2 separate regions of the Homo sapiens genome follow, and region 2 is linked to region 1. Evidence: chromatin loops called from intact Hi-C (ENCODE). Cell type or tissue: B cell. All regions are shown on one strand. Links, peaks and the distances in the headings refer to the core of each region. The heading gives the core; the rest is flanking DNA.

What was found. A loop is a pair of places that touch in the nucleus more often than their neighbours do. Peaks named below come from ENCODE experiments on the same cell type or tissue, not always from the same donor. Only the 100,000 strongest peaks of a DNase experiment are listed, where the experiment ranks them.
Region 2: a loop joins it to region 1, with 14 times the contacts of the local background. A loop is called at or near these places in 7 of 110 quality-filtered maps.

The regions. Positions count from the first base shown.
Region 1 is chr22:39,120,458-39,123,368 of GRCh38, forward strand. It overlaps the pseudogene COX5BP7. Among named protein-coding and RNA genes, the nearest start is that of APOBEC3H, 25 kb to the left of the region's middle. In B cell, for the core only: CTCF peaks have their summits at 1,713 (motif pointing left) and 1,915; a DNase peak (open chromatin) is centred at 1,744.
Region 2 is chr22:38,972,415-38,975,325 of GRCh38, forward strand. No RefSeq gene overlaps it. Among named protein-coding and RNA genes, the nearest start is that of APOBEC3B, 8.5 kb to the right of the region's middle. RefSeq lists an enhancer at 1,760-2,537. In B cell, for the core only: CTCF peaks have their summits at 1,350 and 1,554; a DNase peak (open chromatin) is centred at 1,357.

The DNA of each region.
Region 1 (2,911 bases), core at 268-2,767:
TTGGTGCCTGAAGCTGCCTTTAGGGGTAGTATATTATATGGGTCCGGTCCCTTCCTTGCAGCCATGATGACCTCCCTCTCCAACGCAGTTGCCTGCTTGTCATCAGTAGTGCGATGCTGTTTGCAGGGTAAATAAATTGGAAATAAAGTGAATTCCCACTGGTGGATGAATGTGTAATTTATGGTACATTCACACCATTGACTAGTATGCAGCCAAAATTTCTACAAGAAATTATTGAGAAAAGGGACAGAATGATGTGTATAATCATGTGTGATGGTTAATACTAAGAGTCAACTTGATGGGATTGAAGGATGTAAAGTACTGATCCTGGGTGTGTCTGTAAGGGTGCTGCCAAAGGAGATTAACATTTGAGTCAGTGGGCTGGGAAAGGCAGACCCACCTTTAATCTGGGTGGGCACCATTTAATCAGCTGCCAGTGAGGCCAGAATATAAAGCAGGCAGAATAACGTGAAAAGTCCAGACTGGCTTAGCCTCTTAGCCTACATCTTTCTCTCATGCTGGATGCTTCCTGCCCTCGAACATCAGACTCCAAGTTCTTCAGCTTTGGGACTTGGACTGGCTTTCTTACTCTTTAGCTTGCAGATGGACTATTGTGGGACCTTGTGATTGTGTGAGTTAATACTCCTTAATAAACTCCCCTTTAGATAGATAGATAGATAGATAGATAGATAGATAGATCTTATTAGATAGATAGATAGATCGACAGATAGATAGATAGATCCTATTAGTTCTGGCCCTCTAGAGAATCCTAATACATCACGTGATGTTGTTTTTATAAAACAATGAAAAAACCTACATATGCTCATGCACAAGTACCTATGTTCCTTTGAAATTCTATGATCATGGAGAATATTTCTTGTATTCCAAGATCATTTACATGAGTTATCTGAAGAGCCGTGTGAAGTGGGAGAGAAGAAACAAGGGATGTGGGGAGCAGGGAGCAGTAAACCAAAAAGAAGGCCGGGCAAGGTGGCTCACATGTATAATCCCAGCACTTTGGGAGGCTGAGGCGGGTGGAGGTCAGGAGTTTGAGACCAGTCTGGCCAAGATGGTGAAACCCTATCTCTACTAAAAATACAAAAATTAGCCGGGTGTGGTGGTGCACGCCTGTAATCCCAGCTACTCAGGAGGCTGAGGCAGGAGAATTGCTTGAACCCGGGTGGTGGAGGTTGCAGTGAGCCAAGATGGCACCACTGCACTCCAGCCTGGGTGACAGAGTGAGACTCCGTCTCAAAAAAAAGAAAAGAAAGAAAGAAAGGAAGAAAGAAAAAAGCCAAAATGAAATAAACTGCATTCAAAAAAAGAAATTATACACAATATATTTTCATTTGTTCATTTAAGTGAGAGAGAGAAAGAGATTGTGTGTGTGTGTGTGTGCGTGTGTGTAATATAGAGAAATTCTTAGTGGTCAGTAAAACAACAACATATTTAGGTAGGATGATGTAAAAAGTCAAGTCAGAGGTATTTATATACTTAGAAATGCTTTTCTGCTCTGCCACCAAAAATAATAATAACTAAGAAGAAGAATCAATTTTAGGCTGGGCACAGTGGCTCACGCCTGTAATCCCAGCACTTTGGGAGGTAGAGGTTGGAGGATCGCTTGAGGCCAGGAGTTTGAGACCAGCCTGAGCAACATGGAGAGACCGCAGCTCTATTTTGTAAAAGTTAAAAATAAATAAATAAATATAAAGAATAAATTTCAGGGGCCCTCTAGTGGCTGCACATCATTTTCCTCCACTCTGACAGGTACCCCAGTAGCACCTCTATGACAAAAAGAAACTTAGTCCCGGATGCCACAAATAAACATTGTTATCATGATTTAAAGAGACACGGCCTGACGATGAAAGGTCTCCGTTTAAATCTCCTTGGTTTGTGCAACTCTGTAAAGAATCAATCATTAGATTGCTCAGATCCCGCCATCTCGATCAATCTGAAATACTGTATTTGTGTGTGTCTGGCCTGCTAGTTAAGATGTCTGGAGTGTTCAAAAGAATCAGTCTAGATTTATAATACTAGATTTATAATTAATCAAATTAATAATGTTTAAATGCTTAAGGAAAATTGATTTTCAGAGTTATATTACTTGAATAAATTGAGCAATAAAGTACCAATGTTAATGAGTATTCCTCTCCATACACAAAAATATCTTGAATAAAGCAACTATTAAAAAATCTGTTTTATTACTTAAAATTTTTTTTTTTTTTTTGAGACGGAGTCTCACTCTGTCGCCCAGGCTGGAGTGCAGTGGCGCCATCTCGGCTCACTGCAAGCTCGGCCTCCCGGGTTCACACCATTCTCCTGCCTCAGCCTCCTGAGTAGCTGGGACTATAGGCACCCGCCACCACGCCTGGCTAATTTTTTGTATTTTTAGTAGAGACAGGGTTTCACCGTGTTAGCCAGGATTGGTCTTGATCTCCTGACCTCGTGATCCGCCCACCTCGGCCTCCCAAAGTGCTGGGCTAACAGGCGTGAGCCACAGCGCCCGGCCATTTTTACTTAAAATTAAGATCACCTGCAAGTAACTGAAGCCTCAAAGCCAGAGGCCAAAACCAGACAGAAGCAGGCCTTCTGAGGATGGCCATGCATTTGTTCACCTTACAACCCCAGGTGAACCGGACATGCACAGTGTCAGCTGGATGATCAGACAGACAGGGGAAAAGTGAGCCCCCAAATGGACAGGTGAGAGGCATAGGCTCTTCCTCTCTGGCAAAGTGCTCTCCCTCCAGCAAGGCAGGGACGATGGCCTGCACTCCCGCTGGCCTGACTGCCCTGGCCTGGCCATCAACCGGAACCTGGCCCTCCTTCTCCAGAGGAGACCTCCCCGCATCCCCCCAGCCACATGGCTTCCTTGAAAGATTCCCACCCCCTGTCTGTGGTGGGCAGGGACCCA
Region 2 (2,911 bases), core at 325-2,824, 150 kb before region 1:
ATCCTAGCTACTCGGAAGGCTGAGGCAGGAGAATCGCTTGAACCCGGGAGGTGGAGGTTGCAGTGAGCCGAGATTGCGCCATTGCACTCCAGCTTGGGCAACATGAGAGAAACTCCATCTCAAAAAAAAAAAAAAAAAAAAAGGGAATCGCTAGATGGGGCTGAATATCCAGGGGGCCTTCATCACATGCCTGGAGGCTTGGGCAGGCTGTCAGCTGGGGTGTTTCCTCTCTCCACCTGGTCTCGCAGCATTTAGGACTACAAGTCTGTTTTCCTTGCATGTAGGTGAGCAAGTCCTAGATATGCAAAAAATGAAACCTACAAGGCTACTCAAAGCCCAGCCAAGGAAATCACATGACATCATTTCTACTGCATTTTATTGGCCAATGCAAGTCACAGACCAGCCCAGATGGAAGGGGACAAAAAAATAGACTGCATCCCTTGATGAGAAGAGTGTCAAAATCTCATGGCAAAGGGTTGTAAAAACAGACCGGAGGAAGCGTGAGGCGTACACTGCACCCCCACCACACCAGCCCAAGCCCTTAGAGAAAAATGATGAAAAATCCACCTTTGGCCAGCCACGGTGGCTCATACCTGTAATCCCAGCACTTTGGGAGGCTGAGGCAGGCAGATGGCTTGATTCCAGGAGTTTGAGACCAGCCTGGACAACATGGTGAGACCACCTCTACAAAAAATACAAAAAAATTAGCCAGGTGTGGTGGCGTGAGCCTGTAGTCTCAGTTATGTGGGAAGCTGAGGAGAGAAGATGCCTTGAGCTCCGGAGGTTGAGGCTGCAGTGAGCGGTGATCGTGCCACTGCACTCCAGCTTGGGCAACAGAGTGAGATTTTGTCTCAAAAAAAAAAAAAGTCGACATTTGTTAGAGTCACCCAAGCAAGGGAAGATCAGACGAATAAGGTCTCAAGTGAACATTTTCTACGTGAGCATATCCAACCCGGGGCCTCTGCAGGGCCTGTTTTCTCTAGGAGCAAGGACTATTAGCAGGCAGGGGATGGGCCTGGGGGGCCTGGGAAAGGGAGAACAGGTGGAGGCTCCATACAGGGGGACGCTGGGGCCAAGCTCAAGGTAGGGCACACCCCTCCATATCGAAGTAGGTCATCAAGAGTCATGCAGACGGGACAAGGCAAGGAGTTCCGGTGCAAGCTCGCTAGGACCCTCAGTAACACCAGAATAGAACCTGGACCCAGGATCCAGGGCAGAGAGAACCTTTTTACCAAAGCCTGCTGTCACCACCCAGGCTGCTTTGCCTTGACAGTCCCACTCCTCAACTGTAGGAAGGTGAGAAAAATTCAACTTCTCAAGTGTGCTGTTCAGGTCACACCCTCTAGAGGGCGAGCATGCAGCAGAGGCATGCGGCATAAACCTTTGTCCCTTTCCTCGGCAGGGTCCCGTGAAAGTCAGGTTGCAGGACCCCCAGGCCACACTGGAGGAGACCCTGAAGCTCCACTTTGTCACCCAGGAGTCCGTGCCTTGCAGAGCCTGGGCCAGGTGCTGAGAAACACAGGGATGGGGCTGGGCTGCACCTGCCCTTGCTTGTTTTTTTTGTTTTTTGTTTTTTGGTTTTTGGTTTGGTTTGGTTTTTTTGAGACAGAGTCTTGCTCTGCCACTCAGACTAGAGTGCAGTGGCACCAACTCAGCTCACTGCAACCTCTACCTCCCGGGTTCAAATGATTCTCTTGTCTCATCCTCCTGAGTAGCTGGGATTACAGGTGCACGCCACCACACCCAGCTAATTTTTTATATTTTTGGTAGAGATGGGGTTTCACCTTGTTGGCCAGGCTGGTCTCAAACTTCTGACCTTAAGTGATCTGCCCACCTTGGCCTCCCAAAGTGCTGGGATTACAAGTGTGAGCCGCCGCGCCCGGCCTGCCCTTGCTTTTTGGGTTTTGTCTTTGCCACCCAGAGTGGCGTCACCTGGATAACATGCCCTAAGACTGCAGGGATGTAGGTGAGTCTGTCCCAGTCCAGGAAACCAAGGCTAGTATCAGATTGGCTTTCATGGCTTCTGGGCAGAGCCCAGATCTGCACCTCACGTGTCCCGGAGTCAGGGAAGGGTGATACTGGCTTCCCCAGTTCTGCCCTCTGGACGGGCGCTCCGTTGACAGAGACCCTGAAGAGCATCATGCCAGGTGTGGCCTCAAATAGTAAAGATAAGAGAAACAGAACTCGAGGAGGAGAAATATAGAGGCCAGGCCAAGGCCGTGCACAGCCCCCTACAGCATCTGGCACTGTGGTCGCTTCTTTACTCTGCCTCCCTCCTCTGGAGCTCCCGTGAATGTGAGCGTCCTCCTCCTGGCTGGACGGCATCTCCTCTCTCTGGGCCTTCTGCCCTGGCCCCATCCTCCCTCGGACTGGGTGCCGAGTCTCAATGTTGGTCACTTATGACCCCAAATCGCCTTCTCCAGCTGGACACCCCCAGTCTCCTGGGCTGGACTCTGCAGTCACCTTTAGTGCTCCCAGCTCCCCTGTTCCTAAGCCCTGCTGTTTCTACCTTTGGGAGGACACGCAGGCTGTCAGCCCATGTTTGCCGAGTGCTACGGTGCTTGAGTGTGCATAGCCCTAAACAGGGAGCTGGCACTGGGTGTTATGACTCCCCTTGCTGTAAACTTTAAGGACTCAAACAGAAGCAGAAAAAAGTGAAAATAAGCAACATCTACTGAGTACTGACCACCCACCAGGCTCCGTTCCTTATGCCTGAAGGGGAGCGGCTCATTTAAACCTTACACCTGAATGGGAGCGCTCATTGAACCCTTGCGCCCAACCCCACAGTGAGGAGCCATCATTTTCACCTTCCCTGTTCAGATGAGGAAATGGACTATTGCAGTTAGAGGTTGCAAAGCCAAGCTGGGGTTGACCCAGCCAGGTAGGTCTCTACCCAGGTGCTCAAACGCAG